2 separate regions of the Homo sapiens genome follow, and region 1 is linked to region 2. Evidence: read pairs that join two places in POLR2A ChIA-PET (ENCODE). Cell type or tissue: GM12878. All regions are shown on one strand. Each heading gives the region's core, and the rest is flanking DNA. Links, peaks and the distances in the headings are about the cores only. Region 1 overlaps YARS1 (tyrosyl-tRNA synthetase 1). Region 2 has its middle 32 kb from the start of ZBTB8B.

Region 1 (2,500 bases), core at 1-2,500, 380 kb before region 2:
ACTAAACTGAAAAAACTAGCCAGGCATACATGTGCTGGTAGCCCCAAGCTACTTGGAAGGCTGAAGTGGGAGGATTGTTGAGCCTGGAGGTCAAGGCTGCAGTGAGCTGTGTTTGCACAACCGGACTCCTGCCAGGGCAGCATAGCAAGACCTTGTCTCAAAAAAAAAATGAATAAATATACTCCAAAGGGAGAAGGGTATAATGAGGCATGTCAGACCCTTCCTTCCTGCCTTGGCCTGAACTAGTTTTTTAAGTTTCTTTGGGATCCTGTTGGCCAAAATGTGGGGTCCATTCCGACAGTTGGGGGGCTTAAAGTTTAGTTTTGGTTTACGGGTAGCTGCTGCAGGCAAAGATGCAGTTAGGGGCATGTCCCCACTCCCCAACATCAAGGGTGATACTAGCAGCAGCACCAACTTTACATTGGCTCTCCGCGTTGTAACCGAGCGAGTTATAGAGAAACGCCACACTCTGAGATGAATTCAGGAGTCCTTTATTAGCCAGCGACCGAGAGATGGCTAGTGCTCAAAATTCTCTCCGCCCCGAAGAAGGTGCTAGATTTTCTTTTATACTTTGGTTTAGAAAGGGGAGGAGGAGCCTAGCTGAAGCAATCTTACAGAAGTAAAACAGGCAAAAAAGTTAGAAAGACAAATGGTTACGGGAAAACAAACAGTTCCGGGCGCAGGGGCTTTAAATCCATCACAAGGTGATAGACGCGGAGGCTTTGGGTACCATCAACCAGACACAAATGCTGGGGCTTAGGGTAATATCAACTGGGCAAATTCCTGGGAACTGCGGCTATAGCTTTCCACAATATCTTATCAGTTATTTGCGTTCTTTGATGTGCTGGGAGTCAGCTTGCACAAGTTAAGTCCTTGAGGAAGGGGGGTGGGTAAGAGGCTGCAAGGGGCTACAAGTGAAGGAGCCAAAATGGAGTTTGTCTGGCTCTCTCAGCTAAGGGAGAGTCAATTCAGATTAAAACAAGGTAGGGTATCACATCTGCACTGAGAACATGGCTGGACCTCCTTGATGGCTCTGAGCCTGGATCTCCACTGACACATGCTGTTGTTTTCCTTGTCACATGGTAAAGGATGAGCAAGGTGAGGCACTGACATTAAACTAACTCTTCTGCTTCCACAATAGGAGGTTCTGGGGGAAGAGAAGCTGAAGGAGATACTGAAGGAGCGGGAACTTAAAATTTACTGGGGAACGGCAACCACGGGCAAACCACATGTGGCTTACTTTGTGCCCATGTCAAAGATTGCAGACTTCTTAAAGGCAGGGTGTGAGGTAAGAACTAATGCTATAAGCCCTTGGGGAATGACCCAAGGGAGACCCAAGAGAGACTTAACAAGGACAGGGTGGGGCTGGAGGAGACAGGTTGGAGGTAATTGGACAAATTCACATTTTGGTGGCCCCTTATCTCTTGTCCAGGTAACAATTCTGTTTGCGGACCTCCACGCATACCTGGATAACATGAAAGCCCCATGGGAACTTCTAGAACTCCGAGTCAGTTACTATGAGAATGTGATCAAAGCAATGCTGGAGAGCATTGGTGTGCCCTTGGAGAAGCTCAAGTTCATCAAAGGCACTGATTACCAGCTCAGCAAGTAAGTGCTTGATCATCCACCCTCCTTGTGGCTCTGGTGCTTCTAGCTAATTACAGGCCTGTGGAGTCCAGGCATTCTTTACATTTAGATTAGAAGCTGTCTGGCGTGACCTATTAAGAACCATTTAAAACTTTGTCCATTAAAACCTCATTGTCCTTGTAATTCATCCATCAGAAGTGTACTGACTAGTAAATGCCTTAATACTGTCCTATTTGCTGGAAATATAAACGTAACCAAAACAAAGTCCTTGGCCTTGCAGAACTCACAGCATATGGGAGAGTGATGGTGAACAATTCAGCCTCCCTTTCTCTTCCAGCCTCAGCAAATAATAATAAAAGAAATGTGAAAGAAAAATATTTCACTTATTTCTCACCGCCCCAACAATTGTTATTGCTTTTTATCTTTGTGAGTTTTGTTCATATTTGGAATGTTAGCATAGATATTTCGTGTCCTAATGTTTAACTTACTCTTTTTTTTTTTTTTTGAGGTGGAGTTTTGCTCTTGTTGCCCAGGCTGGAGTGCAATGGCGCGATCTTGACTCACTGCACCCTCTGCCTCCTGGGTTCAAGAGATTCTCCTCCCTCAGCCTCCTGAGTACCTGGGATTACAGGCATGCGCCACCACACCCGGCTAATTTTTGTATTTTTAGTAGAGACAGAGTTTCACCATGTTACCCAGGCTGACCTCTAACTCCTGAGCTCAGGTGATCCGCCCACCTCGGTCTCCCAAAGTGCTGGGATTATAGGCATAAGCCACTGCGCCCAGCCTAACTTACTCTTTCTTAACCTCAGATATGCATTTATAAGTACATAGCGCTCTATTAGTCACTTTTGCATTTAAACCCTTAGAACAACTTTTTAAAGTAAGCATTATTTTGCTAAGGAAATTAATT
Region 2 (16,252 bases), core at 7,829-10,328:
CCTATTAAATGTCTTTTTTTTTTTTTTTTTGAGATGGAGTTTCACTCTGTTGCCCCAGCTGGAGTGCAGTGGTGCCATCTTGACTCACTGCAACCTCTGCCTCCCGGGTTCAAGCGATTCTCCTGTCTCAGCCTCCCGAGTAACTGAGATTACAGGCACCTACCACCATGTCCAGCTAATTTTTGTATTTTTAGTAGAGATGGGGTTTCACCATGTTGGCCAGGCTGGTCTCGAACTCTTGATTTCAGGTGATCCACCCACCTCAGCCTCCCAAAGTGCTGGGATTACAGGCGTGAGCTACCATGCCCAGCCTGTATTTTTTGTCTTCAAAGAAAAAATTAAAATAGGCTGGGCACAGTGGCTCATGCCTGTAATCCCACCACTTTAGGAGGCCAAGGTGGGTGGATTGCTTGAGCTGAGGAGTTCAAGACCAGCATGGGCAACATGGTAAAACCCTGTCTCTATAAGAAATACAAAAAGTAGCCAGGTGCAGTAGCATGCACCTGTAGTCCCAGTTACTTGGGAGACAGAGGTGGAAAGATCATTTGAGCCTGGGAGGTCAAGACTGCAGTGAGCCGTGATCACACCACTGCACTCAAGCCTGGGTGACAGAGTGAGACCTTGTCTCAAAAATAATTAATTAATTAATTAAATAGTGTTGAGGTCTCACTGTATTGCCCAGGCTGGTCTCAAACTCTTGAGCTCAAGTGAGCCTCCTGCCTCAGCCTCTGAAAGTGCTGTTATTATAGGTGTAAGCTACCATGACCAGCCAAAAGGTCACATTTTGTATGATTTCTTTTATGTAATTTATTAGTTGAGATTCTCTAAAAAACAGAACCAAAAGGAGAGAGAGAAATTGATTTATTATGAGAAATTCCTCATGGTGAAACCACCTTTGCAAAAATTATGTCAGTGAGAAAATGATGACAGTGGGAAGACCTGATTTACTCTAGCCAATCCCCCTCTTACCTTTAGCCTTGCTTTGGGAGACATTTAGGTTATAATGTAAATGATAATAGCCTTTCCCCAAAACTCAGCCACCTTTGTAAATCTAATGAGAGACCACCAGGTTAGGGGGAAGAGAGGAGCCTGAATTCTGCTAAGGTGTAGACATAAATGATTGCTAGCCATTATTTCAGGAGTCACAAGATATACAACTTTCCCAGTTACTCCTATAAATAACATCACTATTGTAGAACCCAAGATTGGCATTGTGAGATATCTTTTCAGGTTTTTTGCATGTCTGACACCTAGTTCCACCTGGACCCATCTGCTGATGGCTCCTGTAGCCCTACCCAGAAGCAATTTGGCATGCAGGAGGATGATTTCCCACACCCCTATAATTACACCCCCAACCAATCAGCAGCAAGCACCCATTTCCTAGCCACCCCTCCCTCTTCCCCCAAACTGCCTTTGAAAAATCCCTAACCTATGAGTTTTAGATGATATTGATTTGAGTAATAACTCCATCTCTTGCACGACATGACCAGCCTGGCATTAATTAAACTCTTTCTCCACTGCAATGGTGTAGTCTTCATTTGTGCAGCAGGCAGGAAGAACCTGTCAGGTTGTTATAATGGAATCATAAAGGCTTAGAAACCCATGATCTGCCATCTGTAAGCTGGAGACACAGAAAATCAGTGGTGTAATTCAAGTCAAAGGCAGTAGAACCAGAGGAGATGAAGGTATAAATCCCAATTTAAGTGTAGCATAAAATAAGATGTCCCAGCTCACCGGGCATGGTGGCACACGCCTGTAATCCCAGCACTTTGGGAGGCTGAGGCAGGCGGATCACCTGAGGTCGGGAGTTCGAGACCAGCCTGACCAACATGGAGAAATCCCATCTCTCCTAAAAATACAAAATTAGCCAGGCGTGGTGGTGCATGCCTGTAATCCCAGCTAGTTGGGAGGCTGAGGCAGGAGAATTGCTTGAACCTAGGAGGCGAGGGTTGTGTTGAGCCGAGATGGCGCCATTGCACTCCAGCCTGGGCAACAAAAGCGAAACTCTGTCTCAAAAAAAAAAAAAAAAAAAAGATGTCCCAGCTCAAGCAGTAAGACAGAAAAGAAGCTGTGGGCTGCGAACAGTGGTTCATGCCTGTAGTACCAGGACTTCAGGGGGCCAAGATGGAAGGATTGTTTGAGGTCAAGAGTTGGAGACTAGCCTGGGCAATATAGCAAGACCCCTTCTCTACAAAAAATTTAAAAATTAGCTCAGCAAGGTGGTGCACACCTGTAGTCCCAGCTACTTGGAAGGCTCAGGCAGTGAGTTCAAGGTTGCAGTGAACTCTTGTCAATGAAAAGAGTTGAACTCTGTAAAATATTTGAAGAGATTTATTCTGAGCCAAATATGAGTGACTAATGGCCCGTGCCCATGAGACACCCCCAGGAGATCCTGAAAACATGTGCCCAAGGTGGTTGGGCTACAGCTTGGTTTTATACATCTTAGGAAGACGTAAGACACCAATCAATACATGTAAGATGTAAACTTTCTGGTTTGGTCCAGAAAGATGGGACAACTGGAGGTGGGGTGGTAAAAGGACTTCTAGGTCATAGGTGGATTCAAAAATTTTCTTTTTTTTTTTTAATCCTATTCTGTTGGTCCTGAGGCTCCAAAAATATTCGAATTAGCAATTGGTTGAAAGAGTTTACCTAAAGACCTGGAATCAATGGAAAGGAATGTCTGGGTTAAGATAAGGGGTTGTGAAGACCAGAGTTTTATCATGCAGATGAAGCCTCCAGGTAGCAGGCTTCAGAGAGAATAGATTGTGAATGTTTCTCATCAGATTTAACTAGCCTGTTCTGCCAGTCTTAAGGTCTCTGCATTGATGTTAATCTGGCCAGCTGTGCCTGAATTCCAAAAGGGAGGAGGATATACTGAAGCATGTTGGACCCCCACTTCTCATCATGGCCTGAACTAGTTTTTCAGGTTAACTTTGGAATGCCCTTGGCCAAGAAGAGGGCTCACCTGTCAGTTGTGGGTTTAGAATTTTATTTTTGGTTTACACTATCATTGTGCTGCTGCACTCCAGCATGGGTAACAGAGCAAGACCCTATCTGTCTCAAAAAAACAAAAGAAAAGAAAAGAAGCCCTGACTTTCATGCATGTCTCTGTGAAGAGACCACCAACCAAGCTTTGTGTGAGCAACATGGCTGTTTATTTCACCTGGGTGCAGGTGGGCTGAGTCCGAAAAGAGAGTCAGTGAAGGGAGATAAGGGTGGGGCCGTTTTATAGGATTTGGGTAGATAAAGGAAAATTACAGTCAAAGGGGGTTTGTTCTCTGGCAGGCAGGAGTGGGGGTCGCAAGGTGCTCAGTGGGGGAGCTTTTTGAGCCAGGATGAGCCAGGAAAGGGACTTTCACAAGGTAATGTCATCACTTAAGGCAAGGACTGGCCATTTTCACTTCTTTTGTGGTGGAATATCATGAACCAGCCATCTGGATGTGTACGTGCAGGTCACAGGGGATATGATGGCTTAGCTTGGGCTCAGAGGCCTGACATTCCTGTCTTCTTATATTAATAAGAAAAATAAAATGAAATAGTGGTAAAGTGTTGGGACGGTGAAAATTTTTGGGGGTGGTATGGAGAGATAATGGGCGATGTTTCTCAGGGCTGCTTCGAGCGGGATTAGGGGTGGTGTGGGAACCTAGAGTGGGAGAGATTAAGCTGAAGGAAGATTTTGTGGTAAGGGGTGATATTGTGAGACTGTTAGAAGAAACATTTGTCATTTAGAATTATTAGTGATGGCTTGGATACGGTTTTGTATGAATTGAAAAACTAAACGGAATAAGAGAAGAAGAAAAACAGGTATTAAAGGTCTAAGAATTGGGAGGACCGAGGACATCTAATTAGAGTGCCTAAGGAGATTCAGCATAGTCCTGTCAGCAAAGATTATTTATTTACTTCAAGAGTTAAGAGTGGCAGTTTGAGGATAGCACCAGGAGATATCAGCTGTGATGGCTTGGAGAAACAGTGTAAACCAGCAGTGTAAACAAGAGTAGGGCATTTATAAGTAGTTGAGAATGGAGAATAGGAGTATGACTAGACAGAAGATAGTAGGGATGACAAGTTTTTTTGGGGGGCACAGTCTAAGTTGGTCTGGTGTCTGGAATGAGACTGGGGCCTAATAAAAAGGAGCGTCTATACAGGAGCTCAAATGGGCTGTACCCTGTAGCATTCTGAGGACAGGTCTGACTTCTGAGAAGGGAAAGTGGTAAAAGTATTGTCCAGTCCTTTTTAAGTTGGTGGCTGAGCTTGGTGAGGTGTGTTTTTAAAAGACCTTTAGTCTGTTCTACTTTTCCTGAAGATGGAGGACCGTAAGGGATATAAAGGTTTCACTGAATACCAAGAGCATGAAAAACTGCTTGGCTGATTTGACTAATAAAGGCTGGTCTGTTGTCAGACTGTATAGAGGTGGGAAGGCTAAACTGAGGAATTATGTCTGACAGAAGGGAAGAAATGACTGCGGTGTCTTCTCAAACCCTGTAGGAAAGGCCTGTACCTATCCAGTGAAAGTGTCTACCTAGACTAAGAGGTATTTTAGTTATCTGACTTGGGGCATGTTGAGTAAAGCTAATTTGCCAGTCCTGGGTGGGGGCAAATCCTCGCGCTTGATGTGTAGGGAAGGGAGGGGGCCTGAATAATCCCTGAGGAGTAGTAGAACAGCAGATGGAACACTGAGAAGTTATTTTCTTGAGGATAGATTTCCATGATGGAAAGAAAATGAGAGGTTCTAAGAGGCGGGCTAGTGGCTTATACTATAGCATAGCCTGCCTTTGCTGGTGTGTGGCGATTAGGCCTGGTGGAACTGCCATCAATAAATCAAGCATGATCAGGGTGAGGAACAGGAAAGAAGGAAATATGGGGAAATGGGGTGAATGTCAGGTGGATCAGAGAGATACAGTCATGAAGGTCAGGTCTGGTATCCAGAATAACGTGGGAGGCCGAATTGAAGTCCGGGCCAGGAACAATGGTAATTGTGGGACTTAACAAAGAGTGAGTACAGCTGAAGGAGCCGGGGAGCAGAAAGTATATGCGTCAGGTATGAGGAAGAAAATAGATTTTGGAAGTTATGAGAAATGTAGAGAGTGAGTTGAGCATAGTTTGTGATTTTTAGGGCCTCTAAAAGTATTAAAGCAGCAGCAGCCGCTGCGCACAGACATGAGGGCTAGGCTAAAACAGTAAGGTCAAGTTGTTTGGACAGAAAGGCTATAGGGAGAGGTCCTGGCTCTTGTGTAAGAATTCTGACCCCACTAACCATGCCTAGGAAGGAAAGGAGTTGTTGTTTTGTAAGGGATTGAGATTTGGGAGATGAATCAGACACAATCAGCAGGGAGAGCACGTGTGTTTTTATGAGAATTATGCCGAGATAGGTAACAGATGAGGATGAAATTTGGGCTTGACTGAAGTAATGGGGGCTGTCTGTGAAGCCTTGCGGCAGTACAGCCCAGGTAATTTGCTGAGCCTAATGGGTGTCAGGGTTAGTCTAACTGAAAGCGAATTGAGGCTGGGATGAAGGTGCAAAGGAATAGTAAAGAAAGCATGTTTGAGATCCAGAACAGAATAATGGGTAGTAGAGGGAGGTATTGAGGATAGGAGAGTATATGGGTTTGGCACCACGGGGTGGATAGGCAAGACAATTTGGTTGATAAGGGGCAGATTCTGAACTAACCTGTAAGCCTTGTCTGGTTTTAGGACAGGTAAAATGGGGGAATGGTAAGAAGAGTTTATAGGGTTTAAAAGGCCATGCTGTAGCAGGCAAGTGATAACAGGCTTTAATCCTTTCAAAGCATGCTGTGGGATGGGATATTGGCATTGAGTGGGGTAAGAGTGATTAGGTTTTAATGGGATGGTAAGGGGTGCATGATCGGTCGCTAAGGAGGGAGCAGAGGTGTCTTATACTTGTGGGTTAAGGTGGGGAGATACAAGGGGAGGATGTGAAGGAGGCTTTGAACTGGGGGAAAAGGCAACAGTGAGGTGTGGCTGTAGCCTAGGAACAGTCAGGGAAGCAGATAATTTAGTTAAAGTGTCTCGGCCTAATAAGGGAACTGGGCAGGTGGGGATAACTAAAAAGGAGTGCTTAAAAGAGTATTGTCTAAGTTGGCACCAGAGTTGGGGAGTTTTAAGAGGTTTAGAAGCCTGGCCGTCAATATGCACAACAGTTATGGAAGCAAGGGAAACAGGCCCTTGAAAAGAAGGTAATGTGGAGTGAGTAGCCTCCGTATTAAGAAGGGGACGGACTTACCTTCCACTGTGAGAGTTACCTAGAGCATGTGTGATGGTCCTGTAGGCTTCTGAGGCGATCGGGCAGTGTCAGTCTTCAGCTGCTAAGCCGAGAAGATCTGGGAAGGAGTCAGTCAGAGAGCCTTGGGCCAGAGTTCCAGGGGCTCTGGGAGCGGCTGCCAGGTGAGTTGAACAGTCCGATTTTCAGTGGGGTCCCACAGAGATGGGACATGGCTTAGGAGGAATCCCGGGTTGTGGGCATTCCTTGGCCCAGAGGCCAGATTTCCAGCACGTGTACCAAGCTCTTGGGGGAGGAGGTTCTGGAGGAACGCCTGGCTGCTGCAGTTCAGGTGTTTGGAAGTTCTTGTGTGCTGGAGATGTGGCTGGGGTTTGTCTCACAGTGGAGGCAAGGAATTGCAACTCAGAAATACATTGCTACTTGGCTGCCTCTACTCTATTATTGTACACCTTGAAGGTGAGGTTAATTAAGTCCTGTTATGGGGTTTGAGGGCTGAAATTTAATTTTTGGAGTTTTATTTAATGTCAGGAGCAGATTGGGTAATAAAATGTATATTGAGAATAAGACGGCCTTTTGACCTTTTAGGGTCTAGGGCTGTAAAGCGTCTCAGGGTTGCTGCTGAACGAGCCATGAGCTGGGCTGGGTTTTTCATATTTGATGAAAGAGCCTAAATGCTCACTGATTTGGGAGAGGTCTGATAAAGAAAAAGGAGCATTAACCTTGACTATGCCTTTAGCTTCAGGCACCTTTTTAAGAGGAAATTGCTGGGCAGGTGGGGGAGGGCTACTCACGGAATGAAAATGTAAACTGGACCAGGTGTGAAGAGGGGAGGTGATAAAAAGATTATAGGGTGGAGGAGCGGAGGCTGAGGAAGAATTGGGACCTAGCTTGGCCTGGCGAGAAGCAGCCTGGGGAGGAGGGGAGAGGTCAGATGGGTCTGTAGAAAAGGAAGATTAGAAAGACTCAGCGACACTTGGGGTTGGGACTGAGGGGACAGGTGGGACGGAAAGAAGGAAGATTTGGGACAAGTTGCACTGGACACAGAGACTAGGGAGGAATGGATGTGTAAAAGAATGCCTGGACGTCAGGCACCTCAGACCGTTTGCCCATTTTATGACAAGAATTATTTAGATCTTGCAGTATGGAAAAATTGAAAGTGCCATTTTCTGGCTATTTGGAACCACTGTCGAATTTGTATTGGGGTCAAGCAGCATTGTAGAAGAAAATAAGGCATTTAGGTTTTAGGTCAGGTGAGAGTTGAAGAGGTTTTATGTTCTTAAGAACACAGGCTCTAAGGGAGAAGAAGGAGGAATGGAGGGTGGAAGGTTGCCTATAATGAAGGAGGCAAGTTTAAAGAAAAGGGAGAGTAGAGACATGGAGGGAAGCGGTTCGGGGGTTCTTACCTTCCAGAAAAGTGGGAAAGGGGTTGAGGCACAGAGATAGGAGGTCGGGGCATGGAAATAAGGGATCAGGGCACAGAGATGTAAGAGGTTGGAGTGTGGAAATAAGGGATCAGGGCGCAGAGATACGAGGTTGGGGTACTTGCCCCTCCCCTAGAAAAGTGGGACTTGCTGCTAAGGGTGAAGGAGAAGGGGTTGGGGGTTTCTTGCCCCCCAGAAAGGCAGAGAAGGGGTAGAGACATGGAGAGAAGGGGTTGGGGTACTTGCCCCTCCCCCAGAAAAGCGGGACTTGCAGCTAAGGGTGAAGGACCAAGGCAGGCATCCCTCCGTGGTCTGACACCTCTGAAACCTGGGTGAATAATCAGAGAGCATCCCTGCAATGATTATACACCAAGGGAAGGCTGCCTTACCTAGTCTGTGACCGGCACCGGAGTTTTAGGTCCACGGATAAAACATGTCTCCTTTGTCTCTACCAGAAAATGAAAGGAATTGAAATTAAGAGAAGGGAGAGATTGAAGTGTGGCGCCAAGTTTGAAAGGAGAAAGAGGTTGAGGGATAGTGAGGGAGGTTGGAGAAGAGAGTAAAAAGAGGCTGCTTACCGGATTTGAAATTGGTGAGATGTTTCTTGGGCTGGTTGGTCTGAGGACTTGAGGTCGTAAGTGGACCTTTCTCACGGAGCAAAGAGCAGGAGGACAGTCGATTGATCTCCCAAGGGAGGTCCCCCAATCCAAGTCACGGCACCAAATTTCATGTGCGTCCGTGTGAAGAGAATACCAAACAAGCTTTGTGTGAGCAACATGGCTGTTTATTTCACCTGGGTGCAGGTGGGCTGAGTCCGAAAAGAGAGTCAGTGAAGGGAGATAAGGGTGGGGCCGTTTTATAGGATTTGGGTAGACAAAGGAAAATTACAGTCAAAGGGGGTTTGTTCTCTGGCGGGCAGGAGTGGGGGTCGCAAGGTGCTCAGTGGGGGAGTTTTTGAGCCAGGATGAGCCAGGAAAAGGACTTTCACAAGGTAATGTCATCACTTAAGGCAAGGACTGGCCATTTTCACTTCTTTTGTGGTGGAATATCACCAGTTAAGGCAAGGAACCAGCCATCTGGATATGTACGTGCAGGTCACAGGGGATATGATGGCTTAGCTTGGGCTCAGAGGCCTGACACTGACTTCTTCCATGCTCTGAGTTTTGTTCTATTTAGGCCCTCAACAAATTAGATTATGCCTACCCACACTGCGGAAGGCAAGCTGCTTGACTGAGTCCAGAGATTCAAATGCTAATCTCATCTGGAAATACCCTTAAAGACACACCCAGAAATAATGTCTAACCAGATGTCTGGGAATCCCCTGATCCAGTCAAGTTGACACATAAAATTAACATCACACATGATATATCCCGAATAGGCAAATCCATAGAGACAGAAAGATGATTAGCAGTTAACAAGGCATGGGGGAGGGGGAAATGAGCAATAATTACTTAATGGGGATGGGATGTTTTTCTAGAGTAGTAAAAAATGTTGAAATGGGCCAGGCACAGTGGCTCACGCCTGTAATGCCAGCCCTTAGGGGGACTGAGGAGGGCAGATCACCTGAGGTCAAGAGTTTGAGATCAGCCTGAATAACATGGTAAAACCCCATCTCTACTGGGCACCTGTAAAAATTAGCTGGGCATGGTGGCAGGTACCTGTAATCCCCATTACCTGGGAGGCCAAGGCAGGAGAATTGCTTGAACCTGGGAAGTGGATGTTGGAGTAAGCTGAGATTTCACCACTGCACTCCAGCCTGGGTGACAGAGCAAGACTCTGTCTCAAAAAAAAAAAAAAAAAAAAAAGTTGAAACTAAGGAGAGTTGCTGGTGTACAACATTGTGAATACACTAAATGCCACTGAATTGTACACTTTAAAATAGTTAATTGTATGTTGCATGACTTTGACTTCAATTTTTAAAAAAAGCCTAGAAAACTCTTTCTCTGCTGCTGTGTAGTGACGCAGAGGCAGAGGCTTGTGTGCATTCAAGATTTGGCTTCACCTGTAACCCACCACCACGGCCGAGGAAGGCATTGCTGCAGGAGTTGTGGACATCAATACTGCTTTACAAGAGGCTCTGAAAATTGCCCTCAGCCACAATGTTCTGGCACTTGGAATTTGTTTATTTATTTATTTTATTTTATTTTTATTTATTTAGACAGGGTCTTACTGTGTTGCCCAGGCTGGAGTGCAGTGGCCCAATCATGGCTCAGTGCAGCCTGGACCTCCTGGGCTCAAGCGATTCTCCTACTTCAGCCTCCCCAGTAGCTGGGGCTTCAGGTGTGTACCACCACATCTAGCTAATTTTTATATTTCTTGTAGAGACAAGGTTTTGCCATGTTGCCCAGGCTTGTCTTGTAGTCCTGAGCTCAAGCAATCTACCCACCTCAGCCTCTCAAAGTCCTGGGATTACAGATGTGAGCCACTGTGCCCAGCCAAGACTAGGTTAGATTTCTTAGTGAGAATTGTCTACTGAGAGTAGAGATGCAATGAGAGAGTTGTCTACTGAGAGTTGTCTACTGAGCCCTAAGAAAGTGTTCCCAGCCGGGTGTGGTGGTTCATGCCTGTAATCCCAGCACTTTGGGAGGCCAAGGTGGGTGGATCACCTGAGGTCAGGAGATCGAGACCATCCTGGCTAACACAGTGAAACCCCGTCTCTACTAAAAATACAAAAAATTAGTAGGGTGTGGTGGCAGGCACCTATAGTCCCAGCTACTTGGGAGGCTGAGGCAGGAGAATGGCATGAACCTGGGAGGCAGAGCTTGCAGTGAGCTGAGATGGTGCCACTGCACTCCAGCCTGGGCAACAGAGAAAGACTCCATCTCAAAAATAAAAAATAAAAGAAAGAAAGAAAGAAAGTGTTCCCTTCTCCTTTGCCTGTAGAATTTGCTGAAGAATTTGATCCTCCTTTAATTGGGAAAATTATCCTAATTGCTGGAGAAAACAGGTCTCTTTTTCCCCCTTAGCCAGAACTAAAGTCCACACCTAGCATGTCCTAGGGGTTGAAAAGTAGACAAATATAGGGCAGAATAGGTCTTCCCAAATAAAAAAATTACAGGAATTTACTACTTTATTTAATGAGAGGGCAGGGGACTATTTATGGAGGTGGATTTGGAAGGTTCTCAACTAAGGCAAATCTGAATATAATTTTAGATCAAAATGAATTTATCGATTCGAGTGTACTTACTGGCCGATTCTGCATCCGATGCTCTCCCACTGACAGCTGCCAACCATTATTGTAGAAATTCGAAGTGTTAGTTTATGCAAACCTGGATATGATTCTGGCCCATCATTAATTTGTACAACAGTGGAAGTCTCTTGACATAAATTAGAGGAAGAAATTTAAAGACCTCAGGAGGCAAGAATGATTTACTGAATCTATATATGTATCTTGCTGAGCAACCCAATAATTATATTCCTTGAAAAGGCACAGAATTCACCTTCATTACCAAAGCTAGAGGACAATTGATGAAGGAAGTGCCAAAATCATTAAAAAGCACTTTCCTGACCATCCTCTCTAAGCCCAGAATAGTTGTGGTTGGGTTCACCATTGAAATGGCTCTGACCTCAAGGAGGATGAGAGGATTCTGGGTTGTTAGAGGCCATGTGGTGACAGTGAAGCAGCTACATCATCTGGTGTATATATGCTGGGGTTCATTGTTGTGTGCCAGGAAAATTTAGGACACGGACACACACAAGTTTAGGAGTGCAGGTTTAATAGGTAGAAGAGAAGAGAAAGAGAAACAGCTTCCTCCATGGAGGAAGGTGTCTCCAAGCGGAAAGGACCGAGTGGAAAAGGACTGGCTGTCGGTGAATGCACTGAGTTTTATAGTCCAGTTTGAGGAGGTGGTGTCTGATTTATGTAGTGCTTAATTGGTTCAATAAGGTATGACATTTACATAGTATACAGGGAAGACTGGTTGCCTCATCTTAATCTTACTATGCAAATGGGCTTTCCAGTTGATTGGCACCATCATGTCTGCTCCTTTACAATACACGTGGCTGGCAGAGAAGGGAAGATGGAGCTGCCATCTTAAACATGTCTAGTCCTTAGTTCTTTCCTGCCAGCATTCACCCATGCAAGCTCCCAGCTTGCAGGCTGCTCTTTGTTAGAAAATGATTTGGAGGGCCGGGCACAGTGGCTTATACCTATAATCCCAGCACTTTGGGAGGCTGAGGCCAGCAGATCACTTGAGGTCAGGAGTTCGAGACCAGCCTGGCCAACATGGTGAAACCCCGACTCTACTAAAATTACAAAAATTAGCCGGGCGTGGTGGCACACACCTGTAGTCCCAGCTACTCAGGAGGCTGAGGAATGAGAATCACTTGAAGCTGGGAGGCAGAGGTTGCAGTGAGCTGAGATTGCACCACTGCACTCTAGCCTGGGCCACAGAGCAAGACTCTGTCTCAAAAAAAAAAAAAAAAAAAAAAAAAAAGAAAGAAAGTGATTTAATGATTTGGGGCTGCTTTTCATTAAAAAGAAAAGCCTTACCGAGGACTCCCATACCCTTACTATCTGCCTAAGTAATTTCTTCTTAACTCCTGTATCATTCCCCGCTCTGGAGTGGTAACCCTAACTGCTGTTAGGGAGTGTTGGGCAATGACTCTTTCTGGCTACTTCCTTCTGAAAAGGGGCGTTGTGTGGGGAACAGCAGCTAGGACTCCTCCTGAGGTCTATCTAAGGGTCCTTGGAAGAAAGGCGTGCTCATGCATAGTTCAGTCTGCAGCAGCATTTGGAGTTTGATTGCTTCTAGGCAAGAGGAAACAATTTGAGTTATAATATTGAGCAGACAAGGTCACATGAGCAAGAGAGGGCTTAATAATGGAGCTAACCAGTTCCACAAAGAAGACTGGAATTCATTAAAGAGGGATTGTAGCCATCCAGGGCTGGAACCTGCATTTTCTCTTGACCTGTCAATGATTTTTACTTGATCTTTAAGCATCTGTAAGTTTTCTTCTACTTGACTAAAGGTGTTTATCCAGAAGCAGCATGTTTCATTTAAGACTGCACAGGTACCCCACCTTTGCTGTAAGGACATCGAGGGCCAGTCGATGGCTAAAGAGTCTATGGATTGTTGTGCTTCCACAGCTCCTAATGTTGCCTTCCATCCTCGTTGCATCATAATGGAAACATTAAATGCTGACCTTTCAAGGAGAGGAATACCAGCAAACCGGAAGAGGCCTCTGGTTATGGAATTCCCCATCCATGGTCCTTCTAAGATGAGATTGTCATGTGTGTGCCCTCCCAATCTTCTCTTTCAGTTAAACCTCTACATGAGGGCATGGAAATGATAGGTCTCTTTGCTCAGCGTATTCAAGATAGTGCACTTTTTTTTTGAGAATTACAATAGGTACCTTTTATTGAAAGCTCACTGTTTGCAAAGCAGTGTACATTCATTATCAAATTAAATCATCAAAAAACCCTAAAAAGTAGGTGTCAGTATCACCTGCACTTTGTGATTGTGCCAGACAATGAGTAATAAAATAGGTAAGAATGGCTGTGGGTGAAGCCAGCTGAGTTCTCGTTATAGTCGCATTTCAGGAAATTATTTAACATGCTGACTTTAACAACCTAAGCGTCTTCTCCATGTGTGCACATAGGGTAGACCTCTGAGAGTGGCGCTGTAGCTTCTAGGGTAAAGGCTGTGTTAAGTCAAGGCAGGATGACATTTTGGCCTCCTCCCAGGCTAGTGCAAAGGGCTGTTCACTCGCATTAAGGCCTTCTCTCTCAGACTGAATTGCCCACACCCCAAAACCTGTCCTACAGAAAATTTGCAGTCCTCGCTTGTTGCCTGGCAGCCCGTACCTAATAGGGCGGTGAATTAATTATCAAACATGCAACAAAGGGTATCGAAAGTTTAGCGAAAATGGCAACATTTTGGAATAAATGACCATAATGTGTGTTCTGCCTGCCACCCTAACTGGCGCAGATTTTGCAGGTCAGTTGTTTTCCCTGGAAGCCGTATTGGCCAAGAGGAGGAAGATTATCTCTCGGATTTCAGCTTGGAGGAGAAAGAATTCAGGCTGCCAGAACTGGACTAGCACCTCTGAATATCCCGAGGTGAGGTCCCGTGACTTCCTTGGGAAGCTCTGCCGCGCCTGCACCCCACCCCACCCAACCCTACACCACCACCACCACCACCACCACCACCACCACCACAATAGGCTGCTGGAGTCTTGGGACCACCAAGGTCTGCTGCCCAAATCCTTCCTCGCTTAGGGGAGGGGAGGAGTGTTCCTGCGGGGCGGGGCGAGAAGGGAGGCTTGGGCAGGATTGTGGGATGAGATCGCCCTGGTGACGCGGAGCGGATCTAGACCTCACCTAATAAAATTTGCTTATAAAGGAGGGGGCGGTGCCCACGGTTGCTAGGGGCGCTAGCGTCTTGGGGCTGCCAGAATGGCTCCAGCTCTGTGCGCGGCGCCAGCGCATGTCACGTCCCGGCTGTGCCTCTGGCTCCCACGACCCCCTCCTCACGTAGCAACTATTGTGGCTACTCGTCCAGGCGGCTCAGCCTCTGGAGTGGGTCCAGGACCCGCTGCAGCTGATCTCCGATGCCCTGTGGCCGATGAGCCCTTGTTTTCCCGCTCCTCTGATCTCCCACCCGAATCGCCCCCATGCGCTTACCCTCCCCCCACCACGCAGACCCGGGGCCTTTGAATACCTGGGGTCCTCTGCTTCCTCCCAGATGTCAGCTCTGCCTCAGGAATCGACTGAGACTTTCACCAAGACTTTGGTTCCATTCCTGGACACGGATACAGCTGGAGAGCTGCCCCCGTGGCCAGAGCAGTTCGTTGCTGCACACCAGGATCTGAATGACAAGCTGACTCGGCAAGAAAGGCTCCCAGAGGTGGTCCCAATGCTGGACTGGGATCAGAACCAGGCCCTAGCTCGGACTCTTTGCCTCAAAAGTAAGGTTAAAACTGCAAATCTAGATCAGGCTGCAGATCATCAGGCATATGAAATACTTGTTCTACCTCTGGATAGAATTCACAAGCAACGAAGCTTATTGTTTGGCCCAAGAACCTGAAGAAAGGTCTAGCTTAGCATCGGAGGCTTGCTAAGGTTGTGGCTGGAACTCCACACCGATTTGTATAAAAACCTCAGCGTCAGAAACAAACTTTGCAGGATATTTAGATGGAAGTATGGATATACTGTATCCAGGCACCCTGTCCCCAGAACTCCAGGTGAACTCAGACGAGCCTCCAGGGCCCCCTGAGCAAGTTGGACTTTTTCAATTTCACCTAGAGCCCGAAACTCAAAATCCAGAGACCTTGAAGAGATCCAGTCCTCTTCACTCCAGCAAGAAGCCCCAGAGCAGCTTCCACAGCTCCCTGGGGAGGTAGAACCTTCTTCAACCCAGCAGGAGGCCCCAGCTCTGCCTTCACAGTCCCTTGAGAGGGTCTATTCTACTTCAACAGAGCAGGAGGCCCCAGCATAGCAGCTACCTGCCTCCGAAGAGATTGTAGCTCAGCCATCAATACATCATGAGGTAAATGTTCTATTTAGAAGTTGGAGTGAAGCAGCTAGGCGCGATGGCTCCTGCCCGTAATCCCAGCATGGGAGGCTGAGGTGGGCAGATCACAAGGTCAGGAGTTCGAGACCAACCTGGCCAAGAGACCAGCCTGGCCAGTATGGTGAAACCCCATCTCTACTAAAAATACAAAATTAGCCAGGCGTGGCGGCAGGCGCCTGTAATCCCAGCTACTTAGGAGTCTGAGGCAGGAGAATTGCTTGAACCCGGGAGGCAGAGGTTGCAGTGAGCTGAGATCACGCCACTGCACTCCAGCCTGGGCAACAGAGCAAGACTCCGTCTCAAAAAGAAAAAAAAAAAAGTTGGAGTGAAGCTCAGCACTCACACTTGCCCAGTGTCACAGTCAAACCTGTGGATGTGGAGCTTACAGTAACTCCAGAGCCAGGTAAGGAACTTACGTCAAGCCAGGAACAGGCCGCAGCTCAGCCTCCAGAGCACCCTGAGGAGGTGGACTCTTCCTCAACCCAATTAGAGGACCCAGCTCAGACACCAGAGCACCCTGAGGAGACGAAACCTTCTGCAACCCACCAAGGGACCCCAGCTGAGCCTCCAGGTCCTCCTGTGGAGGCTGAACTTTCCCCCAGTGAGCAGGAGAAGCCAGCTCAGCATTCTGAATTTCCTGGGGAGGTGAACTTTCTCAGACCCAGCAGGAGGCCCCAGCTCAGCCTCCAGAGTCCTCTGTGGAGAGTGCAGCTCAAACTCCACCGAATCATGAGGTGACACTTCACCCTCTTGGTGAGGATCAAGCTCATTATAACTTGCCCACTGTTACAGTTAAACCTGTGGATGCAGAGCTTATTATAACCTCAGAGCCTACCAAGGAGACTGAATCTTCTCCAGCCCAGCAGCAGGCCCCAACCCAGTCTCCAGAGGAGGTAGAACCTTCTGCAACCCAAAAGGAGGCCCCAGCTGAGCCTCCAGGTCCTCCTGTGGAGCCTGAACCTTCTCCAGAGAGCAGGAGCAGCCAGCTCAGCCTTCTGAGTCTTCTGGAGAGGTTGAACCTTCTCCCGCCCAGGAGGAGATCCCAGCTCAGCCTCCAAACATCATGAATTAACAGTTTT

Evidence for each region. Peaks named below come from ENCODE experiments on the same cell type or tissue, not always from the same donor. Only the 100,000 strongest peaks of a DNase experiment are listed, where the experiment ranks them.
Region 1: POLR2A ChIA-PET joins it to region 2 with 7 read pairs; 1 of 35 experiments calls an interaction of 5 or more read pairs at or near these places.

Annotation. Positions count from the first base shown.
Region 1 is chr1:32,809,699-32,812,198 of GRCh38, reverse strand. It overlaps YARS1 (tyrosyl-tRNA synthetase 1), which reads left to right. Exons shown (of 13, transcript NM_003680.4): 2 at 1,142-1,288; 3 at 1,433-1,608. Among named protein-coding and RNA genes, the nearest start is that of YARS1, 6.4 kb to the left of the region's middle. RefSeq lists enhancers at 594-1,229, 1,230-1,866. In GM12878, for the core only: no CTCF peak of the experiment used is centred there; no DNase peak of the experiment used is centred there; H3K4me3 peaks cover 140 bases.
Region 2 is chr1:32,424,883-32,441,134 of GRCh38, reverse strand. It overlaps the pseudogene LRRC37A12P. Among named protein-coding and RNA genes, the nearest start is that of ZBTB8B, 32 kb to the left of the region's middle. RefSeq lists enhancers at 2,240-3,023, 8,926-9,255. In GM12878, for the core only: no CTCF peak of the experiment used is centred there; a DNase peak (open chromatin) is centred at 8,934; H3K27ac peaks cover 664 bases.